Regions from separate parts of the Mus musculus genome. Here region 2 is linked to region 1. A link is a loop called in an ENCODE intact Hi-C map of the cell type or tissue named here. Cell type or tissue: heart. All regions are shown on one strand. Links, peaks and the distances in the headings refer to the core of each region. The heading gives the core; the rest is flanking DNA. Region 1 holds the start of Ppp1r12c (protein phosphatase 1, regulatory subunit 12C). Region 2 holds the start of Rdh13 (retinol dehydrogenase 13 (all-trans and 9-cis)).

What was found. A loop is a pair of places that touch in the nucleus more often than their neighbours do. Peaks named below come from ENCODE experiments on the same cell type or tissue, not always from the same donor. Only the 100,000 strongest peaks of a DNase experiment are listed, where the experiment ranks them.
Region 2: it touches region 1 in a loop (2.3-fold over the local background); 2 of 42 quality-filtered maps call a loop at or near these places.

The regions. Positions count from the first base shown.
Region 1 is chr7:4,495,622-4,505,870 of GRCm38, forward strand. It overlaps Ppp1r12c (protein phosphatase 1, regulatory subunit 12C), which reads right to left and starts at 6,059. Exons shown (of 22, transcript NM_029834.3): 1 at 5,645-6,059; 2 at 1,795-1,925; 3 at 1,596-1,714. The coding sequence starts at 5,977. Tnnt1 (troponin T1, skeletal, slow) reads right to left here. Exons shown (of 14, transcript NM_001277903.1): 14 at 8,949-9,179. The coding sequence ends at 9,134. In heart, for the core only: no CTCF peak of the experiment used is centred there; DNase peaks (open chromatin) are centred at 2,780, 5,530, 6,120, 6,520 and 4 weaker places; H3K4me3 peaks cover 4,690 bases; H3K27ac peaks cover 3,225 bases.
Region 2 is chr7:4,442,388-4,452,636 of GRCm38, forward strand. It overlaps Rdh13 (retinol dehydrogenase 13 (all-trans and 9-cis)), which reads right to left and starts at 3,270. Exons shown (of 7, transcript NM_175372.4): 1 at 3,060-3,270; 2 at 1,816-1,934; 3 at 207-362. The coding sequence starts at 3,124. In heart, for the core only: a CTCF peak has its summit at 4,951 (motif pointing left); a DNase peak (open chromatin) is centred at 3,304; H3K4me3 peaks cover 1,870 bases; H3K27ac peaks cover 1,674 bases.

The DNA of each region.
Region 1 (10,249 bases), core at 1,208-9,207:
AGGACCCACATGGTGGAAGGAGAGGACTCCCACTCCTGTAAGTTGTCCTCTGACCTTCACAAAGCGTAAGCTTTCCCATTAATGATAAATTAAATAAACCTAATAAAAAAGACTTTTAAAACAGCAGCTGGAGTACTGGCATGCGTGTATAATTCAAGTACTCAGGAGGCTGCACCAGGATTGCTCCAAATTCAAGGTCAACCTGATCTACATAGTGAGTACCAGACCAGCCTACATAGCAAGACCCTGTCTCAAAGATAAATAGGGCTAGAGACAGGTCAGCAGTTATGAGCACAGGATGCTCTTCCCGAAGTTCCAGGTTCAATTCTCAGCACCCAGTGTGATTCACAACCGTCTATAACTACAATTGCAAAAGGGTCTGATGCCTCGGACATGCATAGGGGACAGACATATTTGCAGACAGAAAACCCGAACATGTAATTTAACAAATTCTGTGATAAAGCCAGGAAAGGGTCTAAGGTAAGTCATAGTACTGAGGCAACTTTTCTGTGTTTGAAGTTGTACCAAAATAAAGTTAGGAAAAGGAGTGGGAGCTTGGCTCAACCACTGCTGCTGCTCCACTATAACCCAGTGAGGCTTCTAACCTCTGGCCTCCATCTCTTGGTGCCGACTGGCTACCAAGCATCCCCAATTAACTCATAGCCATCTGAAACTCAATATGGCAAGATGTTAAACCCATGTCTTCCCACCTTAGGTGGTAACATGCAAGAACAGGGACGCCAAGACTACACCTCCTATGATCTGTTTGTCCTCTCTCCCCTCTTACCTCCTAACTGGACACTCCCCAGTGTAGAACTGAAACCAGGGTACAAGGGCATCTTACGTTCCTGGAGAGCCTGCTAAGCTCCACAACATCCCCAACCTAGCCTGCTTCCCAATTCCTTTCCTTCCAGGCTCTACATTAAAGAGCTGAGATCCACCCAGCTACAACCCAACTGGCTCTGGATACTGATTTGTTTGTGTGCTGACAGGATCTCATGTAGCCCAGCCTGGCCTTGAACTTGCTTACTACATAGGGGAGCATGACTATTACTCAAGGCTGGGATCACAGGCACGCAGCACCACAGCTGGTCTGGACACTGGACACTAGCTTTGGAAGTCGGCAGACAGGGATCTCGAGCCTCTTTCAGAACTTGCTGTTAAGAACACAAGCACCTCATCCAGGGAAATGGATAGGGTCAGACATGGAGATGCAAGGGGCTCCTAGTTCCCACTCAAAGAAACCAGGACACAATGATGTTGGGAGCTCAGGACAGAATCCACCATATGTCCCAGTCCCTCCTAACTCATGGTAGGGTCTAGCCATCTTGCTCCTTACTCCTGAACAAGCATTTGCTCACAGTACCTCAATCCCTCAGTTCCTTGGGGCTGAGGTAACAGGCACACTCATAGCAGCTAGTACTCTTATTCTATGTCTGGTAGTGTCTCACTAGACCCTTGGTAACCCTGGCACCTCCACTCCCATTTTACTGGGGAAGAAACAGAGGCATAAAGAGAGCCAGAGTCCAAGGAAATGGGCAAGACCTTTGAGTCCAGACTCCCAAATTCCAAAGCTCTTAATCCCATAGGCCCACCTCGGCGAGTGATCTCTGCCTTCAGCAGCCCCTCCATGGCATCTGACTCAGCCAGGTCCAAAGGCAGGTCCCCGTCACTGTTGACAGCAGCAATGTTGGCCCCATGGCTCAGGAGGTACCTAGGGGCAATGAAAGGTCAGAGCTGCCAGGCCTGGACTCAACACCTAACCCAAGCCCTGCCCTTCAACCCTTGCCTCACCTGGCAATGTCCAGGTACCCACAGGAGGCAGCCACATGCAGAGGCGTCCAGCCCTCGTTGTCTGCCTGGTTCACAGTAGCACCCTGCTCCACCAGGAAGCGAACGACTTCCAGGTTCTCATCTATGCAGGCCTAAGGATGGGAACAAGCCCATCAGCTCTCATCTCACCCAGCCAGAGGACCAACGAGGAGACTTTTCTACAAAGGCAGACCCAGAGACCCAGGGCCAGCGAAGGGTGTGAAAAGCAATGCTAATGGCCTTCAATGTAAGTCCCAGGGGCCTCCAGACACCCGCCGCTTAAAATACCCTAGTTACTCCATGTTTGGGTCATCTGAGCATGAAGAGTTCATGGAGACAAGAGCAGGTTCCAGAAGCCAGGATGAAAAAAGTGGACATGGAACATGTTGGGCTGCCATCCCTGCATGTGATTGCTGAACATATTCTTGAGATGGAGGAGTCCCAGAACCCAGACATGGTCTCCCAAAAGGCAGGGCACTTTGAGCAGACACACCCCAGTGTAGGTAGTGTCAGAACGCTCACCTAGCCCTGACTTCCATTCAGAGCACAAATAAATAAATAAATAAATAAGATTATCATACGTATGCAGCACCTCCCAGAGACACAGTTGTGGGCCAGGGGCATATTTCCCAAATTTTCCTGTGCACAGGTTTCCTCAGAACATCTTTCCCCCAAACACCAACACCACACTACACCCCCGCTTCCTCACTTTAGAACAGAAAACTTGGGGAGAGGAAGGCCTCACCCTAGCTAGCACAGTACTCAGGGCCATAGGAGAAAGCTGGCCCCAATCCCTGATGACACTGGCTAGATGCTGGAACCACTGAGTCGAGAGAGGGGGCTGGGTCCCGACTCCTGAGCCCTCATGAAAATTAACCCCCTTCAAGTTCAACCATCTGGAGAAAGAGGGAAGGAAGCTACAAGGGCCAAGAGCATGAAGTCATGGAAATTTAGGCTGCAAGAGGGGGGCCACACGTGCCCTGGGAACGGGATGAACTCTGGGCGTCACTCTGGGCTCAGTTTATTTCTACTCTGTTGTCATGGTGACGGGAGGGGGGCAAGGAGGCAGATGGGCCTTTCCCTTTCAAGGGCCTGGCCAGGCACCGGCGTCCATGTGAAAGATGCCTGAGGCTGGGCACCAGGGACTCAGGAATCTAGGCCCACCTCCTCCTCCCTCAGACACAGAGCTCTAGTCGATCCTCTTTTCTTAGACTTGCCCCTCCTCCCTCAGATCCATGTGTTTGAGCACAAAATCTCTCCCCTGTTCAAACCTAGGACTCTTAACTCCCAGCCCTGCCAACCATAGACCCAACTCATAGCCATTATTGGGCAAGGCAGATTATTGGACAAAGGGAAGAAAAGAAAAAAAAGAGTATCCCTGTCTTGGTGAGGTAGAAGTTGGGGCTCAAGAAATATCACGGCAGGAAGCTGATGCCCCAAGGAGGGTTTAAAACTGAAAACACAGCTCCAGGTATAGAAATCAGGAGACACCAGAAGTCACCAGACAGAGTGACCAAATGTCCTTGTTTTCCTGGGACTGAAATTAGCTCTTGGAACTTTCACTGCTAAAGCCAGGGCAGTACAAGGTGGTGACAGCACACTCACCCCACTCTAGACCCAAGCTCCCTCTGCGTACTGGCCCTGTAAACCAACTGCTCTCTTTGCATCTCCTTTCCCAATCATCCAAGCCTCCTGCAAAGCCCTGAAGAGTGAGTTCACCAAGGTATCGCAGCGGTGGGAGGAGAGACCCACCTGGAAGGCTGCCTGACAGGCCAGGCCTGAGGTTACAGGTCCTGTCAGAGGAGGTGCTCTAGTGCCTCCAGCAGATGCAGAGGAGAGGGATGCAGTCAGAAGAGAAAGCTCAGAAGCCAGGGACTTGGGTGGTGCTAGAAGTCTGAACTGCTCTCCTGCACTGTTTAAAGATGCTGAGACCCTGAGAGGGGCCGCAGGGAAGTAGTGCCCTGCTGTATGTAAAGGAAAATGTCCCAGACAACACTGGGAACTCATTCCCAGGGTACACCGGCAGATCATGTAGGCCTCAAGGAGGAGCTTCCACATGACACTTCTCACCAGAGCTTCTAGGGACAGAGGTGACCACTGGTCCCATTCCACAAGTAAGAAAGCTAAAGGACACAGAGAAAGAACACTCAAGATAAAAGAGACAAAGAACAGACAGGCAAACAGACATTAAGTCAGTACTGATTGACTGGTTTTGTTTTTGTGACTACGTCTCATGTGGCCGAGAATGGCCTCAAACTCACTCTGTAGCTGAAGCTGACACTGAACCTCCAATCACCTTGCTTCCACTTTCCAAGCCCCTGGTTTCCTGAGCTCTAAGTACCCACTCTACCACCCAAGCTACATCGCAGCCCAGGACGGATGGATTCTGGGTGTTTTTTCTCTACCTGCAAGTGTGAAAATTGAACCTGTCAAATACCCTCGCTCTGTTTCCCATCTCCACAGGCAGCAGGCGTCCCTTCCAGGATCCCCTCTGTTCCCACCAGTAACTGAACTACGGGATCCTAGCAAGAAGAGAGGACAACCCAGGAGATGGAAGTTGCCATGAAAGAAGCTGCCCACCAGAAGACTGACATTGGACCAACACTGAGACCAGGAGGGAGAACTGGGATGTAGGCTCTTGTGTGACTTATCTTGTTCTCGGTCATCCTAACTGAATAAAAGCATCCTGAATCCAGAAGAACCCAAGCAACAACACAAGATGGTCCTGACTCTCGGGCACAGAGCACTGGAAAAAAATAATGTGTGGAATAGGTTCTAGAATCCTGGGAGGTGATAGGGTGGAAATCTAGGAGAGAGGGCACACTTTTTGAAGAAGGACGTTGGTTGCCTAAATAAAGTCTAGGAGATGAACCAACAATAGGTGAAGTGGCCATGTAATTCCAGAAATAAGAAGGGCAGAGAAGGGCCTGGCATGGTGGCGCACGCCTTTAATCCCTGCACTGGGGAGGCAGAGGCAGAGGCAGAGGCAGGCGGATTTCTTAGTTGGAGGCCAGTCTGGTCTACAGTGAGTTCCCAGCCAGGGCTATACAGAGAAACCCTGTCTCGAAAAAAAGAAGAAGAAGGAGGAGGAGGAGGAGGAGGAGGGCAGAGACATAAGGACCTGCATTTGAGGATGGCCTGGGCTACATAGCAAGACCTTGTCTAAAGGAAAAACAACAAAACAAAAGGAAAAGTGGTCCAGCTCCTCGAAGAGCAAATGCCTACAAGTTTCCAGGAAGGCAAACAATGTAAACAGAGAAAGAGAGTTGAGGAGAAACTTCTATAAGAGGTGACAAGCTCCCCAAATTGGGGGGGGGGGGGATGAATTGATAATGTAATTAAGGACATGGGATTGTAGGTAAGAGAAAAGATTAAAAAAAAAAAAAAAAGCAAAGGATGACGCGACAGAGGAAATGCCTTTTCAAGGAAACAACGTGGTACACTGTCCTGAGGCCACAACGTACAGCACAAGTCACGGGAAGAAGAGGAAGGCACAAACAGGATGGACCTTCAAAGAAGTGACACTGAAGGACCTGGGCCTAAAGAGGGTCAAGTCAGAGTGCAGGAGAACGAAACCACAGGCCTGGGTCAGGAAAGACTTCAGCACAGTCAAACAAGTACCAGCTAGGAAAGGAGGAACCCGGCCAGCATAGGCACGGAAGTAAGCGATGCTGCAAAAAATGCACGGGAGAGAGATGACAGCACGAATGACAGAGAAGAGGCGGCCACAGAGCAGGCGGGATCCTCAGCGATGGCACAGTCGAGGGGAGGTGGATCAGGGCCGAGGAGGGAGGATGCCCGAGTGGCGAAGACGCGGGGCGGGGGCGCTGACCTGGTGCAGGGCGCTGATGCCATCCGCGTTGGTGGAGTCGAGCACGGCACGGGCAGGCGGAGGGACGGCGGGGTCGGACGCAGCGCCGGAGCCGGGACCGGGATCCGCTGCGCGCAGCATCAGGCGAGCCTCGTCCAGATCGCCCCCCGCGCAGGCCGCCAGGAACTCAGCGGCGCGCTCGAAGCGGACCGTGCGGGCTCGCCGCTCCCCGGGGCCCGGGTCGGCGCCCGCCCGAGCCCCCCACTGCCGCAGCTGCTCCTGCCGCCGCTCACGGGCGGCCGCAGCAGCCGCCGCCGCCCCCGGGCCCGCTGCCGGACCATCCTCGCCGGACATCGCGCCGGCCGCTCGCCCGCCTACTAAGCGAGCGAGCGAGCACCGGGCGACGAACAGCCGCCACCCGCCCGCCCCGGGGGCCGCCGGGAACCGCCGCGCGACAAGCACCGCCCAGAAGCTCGCCCAGCCCCCGCTCGGTATATTGACGTCACGGCGCCGACCCAAAGCCCTCTGGGTAACCGAGTCCCGCCTGAGACTTGCGTAGCTATCGCTGGGGGCAAGGGCCTAAAAAGAAGCCCCTCGTAGCGAGCTGGGAAGTGGAGTTTCTCCCCATTGAGGAGCCTTGCATAACTTGAGCAGATAGGTTAGAGAATGAGGCAGCCGGCAGGCCGGCAGAAGTGCTGGGAAATGGGTTCTACAAGCGGAAGTCTTCGCTAGACTCGCTATATATCCTGAGGCACGTTTAGAAATCCGGAGCTGGAAGGGGTCGAACGAAAAACTCAAAAGGCACGCCCTCAATCCCAGCACTTGGGAGGCAGTGAGTTCGAGGCCAGTCTGGTCTGATCCTGGTCCTGAGTTCCAGGACAGCCAGAGCTACACAGAGAAACCCTCTCTCGAAAAAACAAGCAAAAAGAGAACTGCCTAAAGGAGGACATGTCCCTAGGGAGTGCTGGGAATCTGGGTAGAGCGGCCGGACAGGCTACTGGGGCATGCTGGGAAATGTAGTGTACTTTGTAAAGTGACTACCCCAAGGCGCATGGGAAATGATAGCGGATAGCGGATCCTGAGAGATAGAAATAAATTTTGCATACTTTTTACGATTTGTTTTGAGATAGGATGGCGCTCGAACTCATTAATAATGCCCTTGAACTTCTGATCTTCCTGTCTCCATCTCCTAATTGCTGGGATTACAGGAGTCTGTTTGTTTGTGTGTGTGTGTGTGTGGGGGGGGGGTTATTTTTGTTTTGAGACAGGGTCTCAGTATGTAGCCCTGCCTGGTTTGAAGCTCACTATGCAGACAGAATGGCCTCGAACTCACAAAACTCCGCCTCCTCCTGCCTCTGGAGTGATGAAATTAAAGGAGTGCCACCATGCCGTACTTGTTTTGGTTTTGAATCTGTCCCTCTCCCATCGGCTATAAGTAAACTCGATTTGTTTTCTTTGAGACCCTCTTAGTCCTAATGACTAGAACTAAGCCTGAGAGTAGGCAATAAAAAATATTTCGAATGAATGAATGAATGGGCTCCCTAAGGCATCAGGTAGACCAAGGGCCGACGGGAAATTGAGTTCTCAAACAAGATTAAAGCTTGTCACCGCCAAACTCATCTTTTAACATGGCGATAAAGTTCCCGAGCAAAGTTCAAGGAAATCAGATAACATAGGGCAAGCTGGGAAATGTAGTCTCAAGGCCACGCCTCCAAAGGGTTCAGCTCCAGACTTCCAAATATGTCTCAGAATGCAAGGTACCTAAGAAGTCAGTTTCCAGACCAAGAACGAGCCCACGTTTTCTAGTGGTAATAATTCCCTGAGCATACCAGAAAGAGGGCCCTCAAACATGACCAAAATAACCACATACTTTTCTTCAGCCCACCTGGGGCTGCAAAAGACACTAGGAATTATAATTCAGATTGTATCATGCTCTCTGGGCCTGATTTTGTTGTTCGGTTCTTTTTTTTCCTCCCCCCACCCCCTTTCGCTCCGGCCCTGCTCTCTCCAGCCCATAGGTTTTTTGTTTGTTTGTGTTTTGTTTTTGTTTTCTCATTAAGGAAGGTTGTGAGCCACTCAGTGGTTGCTGGGATTTGAACTCATGACCTCCGGAAGAGCAGCTAGTGCTCTTAACTGCTGAGCCACCCCCTGGCATGACTTTGTAAGTCTAAAATGTGATGTTCCACTAGGTTTGAAAGTTTTTCCAACAGATAAGAACACCTAATAAACACCTGATAAAAATAATGTGATATTTCACATTATCTCCCCTAAAAATCCAATTTGAGAAGGATAAAAAAAACATTTTGAAACAGGAACACAGACCTACCAAAGTCTTAACAGAAAGCTGTCAAAATTTGCATAGGGAAAACAAACGTTTTTCCTAAGGGGAACTAAAGCAGCCCACCCACTCCATAATCTTTGGATTTATGCAGAGAAATAAGCCATAAAAAGCTCGAGTCCTGGGAAACAATGGTCATAAATCCAAAAGGATAACCCTGATATGAGATACGTGAACCCTACCCCACACCACACACACACACACACACACACACACACACCCACCCTTCTTCCCCAAGGCAAGAAGTCCATCCTTGGGACCCACAAGGAAGGAGAGCACTGACCAAAAACTATGTTCCGGTTTTGAGTTCCTGAGCACAGCATTCGTGCACACCCTTCTAACCACTGAATGGGAGAGCAGCAAAACTGATGACTGCTAAGCCCTTGCTCCTGCCCCAGAACCACATGTCTTTTGCTAGTCGTTCTAGTCATTGTACATGTATGCTTACGTATGACAACACATGTGGGGGGCAGAGGGCAACTTGCAGAAGTTACTTCTTCCTTCCATGTGGGTTGTGGTCTAATCCAACCCAGGTCACGATGCTTGGCAGGATCCACATCTACCTGCTGGGCTGTGTCCTGGGCCCTAGGATCACAGCTTATAAATCTATTCCTCTATCAGCCCTGTCTGTCTGTCTGTCTGTCTGATGAGACAGGGTTTCTTGGTGTAGCTTGGTGTAGCCCTTGATGCCCTGAAACTCGCTCTGTAGACCATGCTGGCCTCAAATTCATGAGATATGCCTGTGTCTGTCTCCCGAGTGCTGGGATTAAAGGCATATGCCACTACCACCTGTATTGTCTTTATTTCTCATATAGGATGGTCTTGAACTCACTGTGTGGCCAAGGAATGACCTTGAAACCCCGAGCCTCCTGTGTCTACCTCCCCGGTGCTGGGATTACTGTCACTCGCCATCGTATCTAGTTTAAGCAGAACTGGAGATTTACCCCAGGGTCTCATGAGCTCTAGACAAGTTGTACTCCCAGTCATGAACTTGAACTCTCTTTAATGACAGTTGATGGCTCTCCCAGGCAGTATGGAGATGTCGATCAACCCACATAATAACAACCCTGAAGAACTTAAGCAGATGCCTGGGGGCACTTTATTTTGAGTTACAGATGGGACACGCTCCAGTGGCTCCTGGGCTCCACACAGCAGGTCATGTCCTGGCAGTCTCACTTCCAGCGGCCTCCAACTCGACCCTTCCCAGCCCCCTTTCGGCTGTGGGAGAAGAAGGTGGTGTCAGGAAGAGGTTCTGAGCCTCCGAGATAAGCTTAGCACAGCATCTTTAAAATTCAGGAAGTCCACCAAATACCCACCCCCACCCAGAGGAAGTCGGGAGCAGAGGCCAGCAGTGCTATTTCTTTTTTGCAGTACTGGGCACTGAGTCAGGGCCTCTCCCATGTTAAGTAAGTACTTTACCACTGAACCACAAACCAGGCCTCTCACTGGGGGATTCTAGGCAGGGGTTTACCTATGAGCCACGCCCCCAGCCCCTCACGGGGAATTCTAGGTAGTGGTTCTACCACTGAGCTACGACCCCCTTTGAGTGCAGCTCTTTCAGATAATGCCCAGTGGTTGGTGGGAGTTGACTTTCTTGGTTAGTTCACAGATAACTCATGCAAATTTATGTGAAAGGGGCTTGAGCGTGAAAGAAGGGTTAGCTAGAGGTGGTGACATGCATCAGGGCTCAAGAGGGCTGGAAGAGTACAGAAAAGGCTAGAACAAGAAAGAGACTGAGCAGGAAGCCTGGACATGGTGGGGAACACCAGTGATGTCAGCCCTGAAGAGGATGAAGCAGGAGCATCAGGAAATGTTTGAGGACAACCTGGCCTACATACGTGTGTGTGTGTGTGTGTGTGTGTGTGTGTGTGTGTGTGTGTAATCCCCCAGTGAGAGGCCTAGTTTGTGGTTCAGTGGTAGAGTACTTACTTAACATGGGAGAGGCCCTGACTCAGTGCCCAGTACTGCATACATACATAGATATTCATATATGTATACATATGTGTGTACACACACACACACACATGTGCCAGGTTTGGAAGATGGAGGCAGGCAAGTGTCAGGAGTTTAAGGGCAGTCTCAAATACCAATGGAGTTCTAGGTCACTCCAACTTACAGGAGACCTTTTCTTTTTTTTGGGGGGGGGTGCGGGTTCGAGACAGGGTTTCTCTGTGTAGCCCTGGCTGTCCTGGAACTCACTTTGTAGACCAGGCTGGTCTCGCACTCAGAAATTCACCTGCCTCTGCCTCCCAAGTGCTGGGATTAAAGGCGTGCGCCACCACCCCACG
Region 2 (10,249 bases), core at 993-8,992, 53 kb before region 1:
GTCCACAAGCCAGATCATGATGGACTCTCACAAGCAGGCACAGCTAGCTGATCTTATGAAGAGAACCGAAAGCCAGGTAGCAGCTACATTTAGCCAGCGGACGCCGTTGGCCAGCCTCTGCTCCAGAGCTTACAGGCTTTAGGTACCTCAGAGGCTAACCTGAAGCTACAAACCTTGGCTGGAAAAGTCAATGTCCTCTTGCCTACCTTTAATGACCTTCCTTGCAAACTCTCGGATGGACTTGAGGGAAGCCAAGTCTAGGCGTTCAGCACGTACGCGGGGATTCAAGGTCTCTCCTCGAATGTCCTTTGCAGCCACCTCGCACTTCTCCATGTCACGACAGGCCAGAATGACGTTGCCTCCTGGAACAGGAAAAGAGAACACACATCTGTCCAACAGAAATCAAAGCATACACTCACCTTAAACCTGCACACAGTGTTCTCAGTAACATAGTCAATAGCCAAAAGATGGGAACTCAATTACTCCCAGGCTTGGTGATGTAGACCTCGAATGGCAGTGACTCTGGAGGCTGAGGCAAGAGGATTGCAAGTTCAAGGCCTGCCTAGGTTACAAAGTATGTTCAAGACCTGCCTGGGCAACTTGGTAAGAACCTGTCTCAAAAAAGTCAAAACAGGGCTGAGGAGGTACTTCAGCAGCAGAGCACCTGCCTCGAATCCCCCAGTGAAGAACTGAGGGTGTGGCTCAGTGGTAGAGTCCACAATCCCCACATGAGAAGCTGGGGCATGGCTCAGTGGTAGACCACCTGCCTAGAATCCCCCAGTGAGGGGCTGGGGTGTGGCTCAGTAGTAAACCACCTGCCTAGCAAACAAGACACCGTGGGTTCAATCCTCAAAACACACACACACAAAATAGCAAATGTCCACCCACTAATCAATACATAAACCAACTGCAGTCTATCCAGGCCATAGCATACTCTTCAGCCATAACTGTAGTAATGTACTGACATATGACAAGGTGAATGGACCTGGAAACTCTACACTCAGTGAGTCAGACATTCATACATGCATTCATTTATATGCAATGTCCAGAATAGGTAAATCCACAAAGAGAAAGGATGCAGGTTTCCTGGAGCTAGGAGATTTGGGGGAAGAGGAGCTGTTATGAAAATATTCTAAAGGCGTGTGGGAAGACGAAAACATTCGAAGGACGTATGGAAATATGCTACTGTTGTTCTGAGAAATGCCACCAGAGGCTATCCTCTGTCCTCCACAAGGATGTGCACGCATATGCACATGTGTACCCACCTCCCCCCTATACACACAAAGCAAACATATCAAGATATGCAAATACTGAGGCTGGCAATTGGCTCAACAGGCCACAGCACTTACTGCTAAGTCTGAGGACCAGGGTTCAATGTCAGGACCTACAGAGCAGAAGGAGAAAACCAGCTTCCATGGTTGTCTACACAGATGGCAAACTCAGACCCACTCCAGCCCAACATACACACACTACATAATAAAAACAGGTTTGGTTTTGGATAGTTTTGAGAATGTGAATTATGTAGCTGTTGGGGTGTGTGTGTGTGTGTGTGTGTGTGTGTGGTGTCTGCCTTTATTCACTTAGCACAACATCCTGTAGAATCATCACACAGAAGCATGTCTGAATTCCTTTCCTTTTGAAAGCATAGTAATATTCCACTGTATGGATGAGCCGTATTCTGTTTATTTGTCTGCAAATTGACACCTGGAATGCTTCTGCCTTCGAGGTATTATAAACAAGGCTGCCATACACAACATTGTGCACACAACAGTGTGCACATAACTCTTCAAACCCCAGAGCAGGGGCTGCTCTTACCTCTTTTAGCCAGCTCCAAAGCAGTTTGTTTCCCGATGCCTGTGTTGGCTCCTGTCACGATAACAGTCTTCCCAGGTATGGTGGCCTTGCTGGGACAAGCCCCACCAGCGACATAGTCCCTGAAGGTGAGAAACAGCACAGTGAGTTCTGTCTGCCTCGTGCCTGCCTCAAGATTTATGAGCTGGGGCAAAGCACTCGTAAGCTCACATCCATCACCAAAGCACCCAAACACACGGGAGTCCTCGTCATGGCCTCAGAAAAGGATTATACGTTGGAACATCTCCAAGAGGTAACAATCATTTATTCATACTTTTATAAAAACAAAAGACAATAGCCAGAAGTGGTGGTACACACTTGCAAGCCCAGTACTCAGGAGGCAATGGCAGGAATACCAGGAATTTAAGGTCATCATCCTCGACTACAGAGCAAGCTCAAGGCCAGCCTAGGCTACATGCTGCCTTGTCTATAGATGGATGGATGGATAGACAGACAGACAGACAGAATGCATGACGTTGGAAGGAGCATGTGTCAGAAGGGGTCCATGGAAGTTGGAGAACAATGATTGGGAAGCGGGTGTGTATACATCAAGAAGCTGGAGAGATGTCTCAGCAGTAAGAGCACTGCTGCTCTTACAGAGGACCCAGGATCAGCTCCCAGCACCCCACACGGTGACTCACAATAACTCCAGTTCCACGGGATCTAACATCTTCTTTTAACCTCCGAAAGCATAGCATATGCATACATGCGGGGGGGGGGGGGGCGGGGAGGGAAACACCTCATGTAAGCTGTTAGCGGTGACAGACACGCATGTCCTTGGTCCCAGCACTCAGGAGGCAGAGGCAGATCTCTCGTGAATTCAAAATCAGCCTGGTCAATATAACGAGTTCCAGGCCAGCCAAGGCTTCATGGTGAGACCCAGTCTGAAAAACGCAAGGAAGGAAAGAAGGACGGGGGAGGAGAGGAAAGGGAAGAAAGGAAGGAAGGGGAGGCAAACAGGCTGGGCAAAGAGGAAAGGGTAGAGAAGGAGTGGTCCAGAGATAAAATGAGCACAAGATCCATGCTCCACCCCTTCTCCCTAGGTGACCTTGAAGAGGTGACCCGCCCTCCTCTCCCGGAAAAGCCATACTAGTGAGCGGGAAGAATTCGTCCGAGGACTTAGGACAAGGGATACTTCTCTGGCCTTGTTTGGCATTCCCCTGTCGCAAACCTACCACCAAGCGCGCAGAGAAGACGCGCAGACTCACTTGAGCAGCACGGTGCCGCCGATCACCGTGCCCACTACGGACACCGGCAGCAGAAAGCGGCTCATCCCAGGCTGGGGAAAAGGGTGTCCGTGGGTCTGCACTCCAGGCCACTCCGCGGACGAACGCGCTGCCCAGGAACCCACGTGCGCTCGAGTAGCGTGAACGTGGAATCACACAGCCACCAGAACCCGGCTATGGGGAGTGACCAGATGTGGAGGCGGGGCTTTAGGAAGTAGGCCCATGGCGCACTTAATGCTGGGAAACGTAGTTTCTGGAGATGGAATGCGGCCGAGGTTGACAGGCGTGTCAGCTACCAGATCAAATGTCATCACACTCAACCAATCCAAGGGCGTCCTGAAGTTCGGGAAGAAAAAGAGAGAGAGAGAGAGAGAGAGAGAGAAAGAGGGGGGGAGGGAGGGAGGGAGGGAGGGAGGGAGGGAGGAAGGAAGGAAGGAAGGAAGGAAGGAAGGAAGGAAGGAAGGAAAGAAGGAAGGAAAGAAGGAAGAAATAAAAAAAATAGTAGCTGGGTGGTAGTGGTGCTCGCGTTTAATCCCAGCATTACGGAGACAGGAGCAGGCAAACCCATAAGTTTGTGGCCAGCCTGTTCTACAGAGGGAGTTCTAGGAAGCCAGATCCATGCAGAAGAATACTATCTGGGAGGAAGAAAATAAATAAAGTAGATAGATAGATAGTTTGGTACCAAGCATTTCCATTTCCAGACATCGAGACCCTGTAGAATGAACCATGGTTTTTCTCCTCTAAATAATAGTTAATGGTAGCACTTTCTGTGTAGGCCTTGTGAAGGAGGGAAGAAGGCTGGGACCTGGACCCCTGGGTCTGAGGGAGGAGGGTGAAGTATAGATTCCTGAGTCTGAGGGAGAAGGGTAGGATTTGGACTCTTGTGTTTAAGAGTGGAAGTCTGGGGTGTGGGCTTTGGATCTGAGGGAGGAAACTGAGACCTGGACCATTGGATTTGAAGGAAAAGAAGGATACTGGCTTTAAAACAACAGTGAGATGGTGCATGGGGTAGAGACACTTGTCATACAAGCTTTGCAACTTGTGTTTGATTCCTAGAACATGGTGGAAAGATAAAATCAACTCCCAAAAGTTGTCCTCTGACCTTCCACCACGGCATGTATGTGTCCACACACTTATACACCAAAAGGAAAGAATAATATATTTAAAACATACTAAAGTGTTAGTGTCTAGAAGCAGGAGAGGAGGAAAGGAAGACAGACAGACAAACAGACGAACGGACAGAAGGAAGGAAGGAAGGAAGGAAGGAAGGAAGGAAGGAAGGAAGGAAGGAAGGAAGGAAAAGAAAGGAAGTTAGGAAAAAGGCTATAGACAGTGGACAAATACATCCTGTCACTAGAAAATGTCAGCACACTTGACACCTGTTTGTCTTCATGAAGGTGACAAGGAGATAAATATTTTTCAATTATCAGATTGGCAACATTATAATAAATATTCAGTGTTGGCAAGGATCAGGGGAAACTCCCTGTTGGTGGGAGTCAATTATCTGGTGTTCCTGAAAGTCTAGTCAGACACCTGTCACAGGATGATCCGTGTATACTATTGACCCAGACATTCCCTTTGTAAGAAGTTATACTTAGGAAATGATTGGTCATTCCAAAAGAAAAAAAGAACAACTGGCCTTAGTGTGCACTTGTGAGTGCTCACTCACAACTTCTTGCAACTTACTTAACACCTCTTGTGTTCCAAGCACAGCTACTGAATTCAATCCTTACCACACAGTTTCCCTGACAGTAACAGTAAAGGCTGATTCTCCTGGGACTGGAAAGGTAGGTCAGTGGCACTTGCTGCTGCTGCAGAGGACCCCAGCACCCAACAACCATGTCTAACTCCAGTTTCAGGGATTCAGACGCCCTCTTCTGGCCTTCCCAGGCACTGCACAAAAATGGCTCAGAGACAACTCAAGCAGGTACAACATTCACACATAAGATAAATAAATAACTTTTCATTTAAAAAGAGTGTTTTTCAAATGTCTGAGAGCCTTCATCTACCACAAATGTGAGGAGGTGTCCTAGTTAGGGTTACTATTGCTATGATAAAACACCATGACCAAAAGCGAGTTGGGGAGGAAGAGGATAATTAGAAAGGATTACAGGCTGTGATCCAGCTAGTCCAACAATGGCTGTCTACCAATGACCAAAGAATTCAGTAGTTGTTCAGTCCAAGAGGCTGGTCTTCAGTGTGTACCAGAATCCTGAAGAATGACACTCCAATGACAGTGAAACAATGGACTTGGAAAGACCGTGGTTGGAAAATTGGCACCTGGAGTTGGGTGTTGCTGTGACAGACCTGACCATGTGTTTCAGGGAGGATTGTGAAAGAACCTTGGAACTCTGGGCCTTTGAGTGTTGAGAGCTTAGTGGGCTGCTCTGTGGAAGCTTAGAAGATAAGAATGTTGAGAGCACACCAGCCAGCAGCACTCCTTCACGGCCTCTGCATCAGCTCCTCCCTCCCGGTTCCTGCCCCGTTTGAGTTCCTGTCTTGACTTCCTATGATGATGAACATGATATGGACATGTAAGTCAATAAATCCTTTCTTCTTCAACTTGCTTTGATCATGGTGTTTCATCTGACTAAAATGGTAAGAAGAAGACAAGCAGAAAAACCACAGTGGGTGCTACATTTTTTGTTTTGTTTGTTTGTTTGGAAACAGGGCCTCTTGTAGTCTAGGCTGGTCTCTAACTCACTATGTAGTTGAGGACAACCTTGAGTGCATTCAGCCTAAAATCATCTACTCCTAGAACAGACTCCTACTGAGAATGCTCTTAGTCCTCTCAACTGCCCTGGGATTGCAGCCACTCCTCCACAGAAGCAGGAAGCAGACACAGACGATGCACAAACAAACCACTGCATCTATGTTGCAATAAAGCTTTATGTGGAAAACAAGCAGAGAGACAGTTTGCCAGCCCCTACCATGCAATTTGGAAAAAAAGAAAATGTCAAGAAGGCATTTGTTACAAGAACCTGTTCCATAGTGAGTTCCAGAACATGGGCTGCCTAGAACGCGGTTATTACAAAGAGGAAGATGCAAGCAAAGTTCTGCTTTTGAAGACCTCCTGTCCAATTCCGAGACACACCCAAGGTGGGTGGAATGTCTCTGTGCACTTCAGGTTGACTCTGCACCCTTTGCCAAGATTGATATTGTCAAGAAAAAAAAAAAATGGTGCACACTGGGTGCTGTCCCAGGTGCTGAGAGTAGTCCTCCATAGGGTCCTCTGATTTCCCAGGGCAGAAGTTTCAAGACATCCAGAAAAGGTCTCTCTCAGTCCCTCCTCCCCTCCCTCACTTCCTCCCTACCTTTCTCTCTCTCTCTCTCTCTCTCTCTCTCTCTCTCTCTCTCTCTCTCTCTCTCTCTCTCCCTCCCTCCCTCCCTCCCTCCCTTCTTTCCTTTCTTCCTCCCTCCACCTCCAACCCTTGTTTTTGAAAGTGTGGCTCAGACTCCCTGTGTAGCTGAGGATGACCCTGAACTCCCAATTCTCCTGCCTCCACCCCACTCTACCCACCACATTTGGTTTGTACAGTGCTGGGTGATATGTTTTGTAAAACAAGGTATGATGCAGCAGGAGGGGGTGCCTCAGCAGGCCCATGCTGAGGCATCCCCACCCCTTGAGGTACCAGCCATACAATGGGTCTAGTATAAAATAGAGTTTATTTGGGGGCATGAGAAGGGGAGTTGAGAAAGGAGTAGAGACAGATAAAAAGAGCAGAGAGGAAAGAGAGAGGGAGGAGGAGGAGGAAGAGGAGGAGGAGGAGAGAAGGAGGGGGAGGGGGAAGGGAAGGGGAAGGGAGAGGCTGACCAAGAACACATGTCGAGAGAATGGGGGAAGGGGTCAGGGGGAGAGATCAGAAGTAGGAGTCAGAGCTCCAGAAAGCCCAGTCTTTTTATAGGAAGCCAGGCTCTCATACCTGACTGTTGCTAGGTAACTGCTGGGTGGAGCCTAGAAGAAACGTTAACATGCTAACACTGTGGTTCCTGACTGAGCATTCTAAGTGCTAGGAAAACTTACCTATTTAACACAGTACTGGGAATCAAACCCATGGCTTTGTTCATGAATGGTAGACAAGCAATCTACCAACTGAGCTAGATCCTCAGCTCCCAGAGAGGCCCTTGTTTGAAGCTACTGGATAATGAAGTCATTTGTTACATGGCCACAGCTGGTAAAACACATATTCTGTTTATCAGTACATCTTGTTAGAATAAACCTTGAGCAAACTCTGTCAGACCCAGACAAAGGTCCTATGTTGAAACTCCAACCCCTTTCCCATCACTGAGTTGCCAAACTCAGTCTCCCACTATGATCCACATCCTGATAGCTGGGGCAAGGCGGCTTCTAAACATAAAATAGCCTTGTCTGGACAAACAATTCCAGGAGGAATTGCAGACTTAGCATTTGGCTACCTGAAGCTGTGTTAACGTCCCATGTTCCAAACCTCCCATATAAACTCCAAGTATCCCTTCCCTTTTTTGGCAGACCCCTTTTCTGATGTATCAGCCCCTGACTGTTAGAAATAAACAGTCCAGTCTGTCGAGGCCAGTACCCTGTCTCTTTAAGCTGCCTCGTAAATCTAACATACCACACACCAAGCACTCCACTCATGTTCCAATAACCCAGAGAAGAGAAGAGAGGCGAGAGATGGAGGAACCAAGGCTGGGTGAGAAAGGAGGACTGGGGATGGAAAGAAGAAAGACAAAAAAAAAAAAAAAGGAGAGTTGGTGATGTTGCCTGCCAGGACCACAGAGCCTGGGCAAAGATAGGCTGGAGGCAACCCTGGAGAGGGCAGAGGAGGCCTGGGCAGGGAGGCAGGACACACCGCTGGCCAGGAAGGGTGCTTCCAAATGTGAGAAGAACTAGGCAAGAAGCAGAAGGCAGAGATGCATCTAAAGTGGGGAGGAGGTGGCAGCTTGATTTTGGGGTGACATTGCATAGATGGAAGAGATGAGTCTGCAGTCCTCAAAAAAAGGACCTAGATTATGACTTTAAGGCCAGGTTGCAAAGCTTGTCTGTGGCTTGGAGGGTATTGGGGAGCCACAGAGAAATGAAAGGTCATGAGCAAGGTGACTGTTTTCATGACTGGGGAGGTGTTTGTTTGCTCACTTTGCTTTTTGTTTTCATGTCTCTCTCTCTCTCTCTCTCTCTCTCTCTCTGTGTGTGTGTGTGTGTGTGTATGTGTGTGTGTGTGTGTGTGTGTGTGTGTGTGTGTGTGTGTGTGTGTGTGTGTGTATTTGTCATAACTGCTTTTTTTCAGGCTCAGATTCAGACTATAGACTGAAGAGGAGCAACAGCTCCAGCATCAGCTACCTCCACATGTGTTTAGCTGTACCCCAGGATCTATTCTTCCCTCCTTGCTCATGGTACTAGACCTAGCACTGGAACGGTACCCACCCTTCCTCCCCCTCCTCCTCCTCTTCCTCTTCCTCCTTCTCTTCCTCCTCCTTCCTTCCTGCTGGCTGGAGGACAGTTGTGATGGCAGCAGTGGAGCAGCTGTCTTCAGTCCCAGATGAAAGCTATGCAGTAGTGCATTCCCTGCCCACAGACGTGCCTTCCACAGCTTCAGACACACAAGATTAATCTTTGGCTCAAAACACCAAATGGAAAATTCTAGAAACAAATGCTTTATAAATTTCAAGTCGTGTTCTGAGCTGCATGATAAGATCTGGAGTTTTCTGAATGTGCAGGTGTCTCCTGCCAGCATTGAACTTAAGGAGAGCCGCTCTGTGCAGTTTCATTTAAATCTCTATCCCTGAAACATACCACAATACCTGGCATAGAATAAATGCTTAATAAACACTTGGAGAGGGAACATCTTGGATGAGTAGCCATAAAAAAATTCAGAGCACAGGCTAGGGGTGGTGGCACATGTCTTTAATCTCAGCACTCGGGAGGCAGAGATAGTCAGATCTCTGTGAGTTGGAGGTCAGCCAAACAAACAAACAAACAAAAATTCAGAGATAATATGGAGACACAGAATGCATCTCTCAACTCTCAACAGAGAAACTTCTATTTGCAGTAGAGACTCACAACTGGTCAAGGTGCAAAGACTAGGAGACTACAGAGAGCTCAGCCGTAACTGGGACATCTGTGTCATGCCACCTCCTCCTCAGCCTCAGGGATCATTGTTGAAAAGTGGTCCCCCCACCCCCAAGAGTGTAAGTCCCAGAGGCTGTGGATGTCTGGGCAGGTAAGTTGCATGTATGAACTCACTGTGATTATGACAGCATGCCCAAGACCCATGTAAGTTCAAGCCAGTCCAAATAGCAGAGTGAGTACAGGAGATGGGTATGAAGTCCCATCCTGGAGGAGGAACTATTGGCAATTGATGGACGGGGACAGGGAGAGTCAGGCAACCACATTCCAGTAGAAGGCCACACATCCAAGAATACTTGGTAGCATGAAGCTGACCCGATGGGTGGGGGAAAGAAGATCATAAAGTCCAGGGGATAGAGAAGGACAGGTGCATCTAGGCAGGATTGGGGGTAAGTGTGATCGAAATGTGTATAACATTATCAAAGAGTTAATTTTAAAAGTCTTTAAAAAGAAATTCAGATCAGGGGCCTAAGGTTGCAAAGTACCTGTCTAGCATGTATGAGGTCCTAGGTATGGGCCCAGCACTGCACATGCCAGGCATGGCGGTTCACCCATGCAATCCAAGTGCTAGGAAGGTAGAAGTAGGAGGATAGGAAGTTCAATTTCATTTTCAACTACACAGCAAACTTGAGGTCAGTCTGGGCTAGAGACTTGGTCTAAAAAAAAAAAAGGAAGGAAGGAAGGAAGGAAGGAAGGGAGGGAGGGAGGGAGGGAGGGAGGAAGAAAACAAAAAGGAAGGAGAAAATGAAGGAAAGGGAGAGAGCAAGAGGGGAAACTGAGGCTGGAACCATTAAAGCAGGTAGCAGAAGGCTGAACTGCCTGCCCACAGAACCTTTTCATTCACTTCATGTCATCTTGGCTACTGAATTGTTTGCTGCTGGCTTTTTGTCATTGACCCAGCACTTAGTTAGCCATGACCCAAGCTGTTGACCTGTCTTATCAATCACACAGGGAGGCCCTCCTAGCAGCTGTGGAGGCAGTTGCTAGAAATTACACCCATTTTAGAGAGGAAGAAACTGAAAGTCAGGAGTTCTAAAAGAAGAGGCAGTGAACAGGATATAAAGTGAAT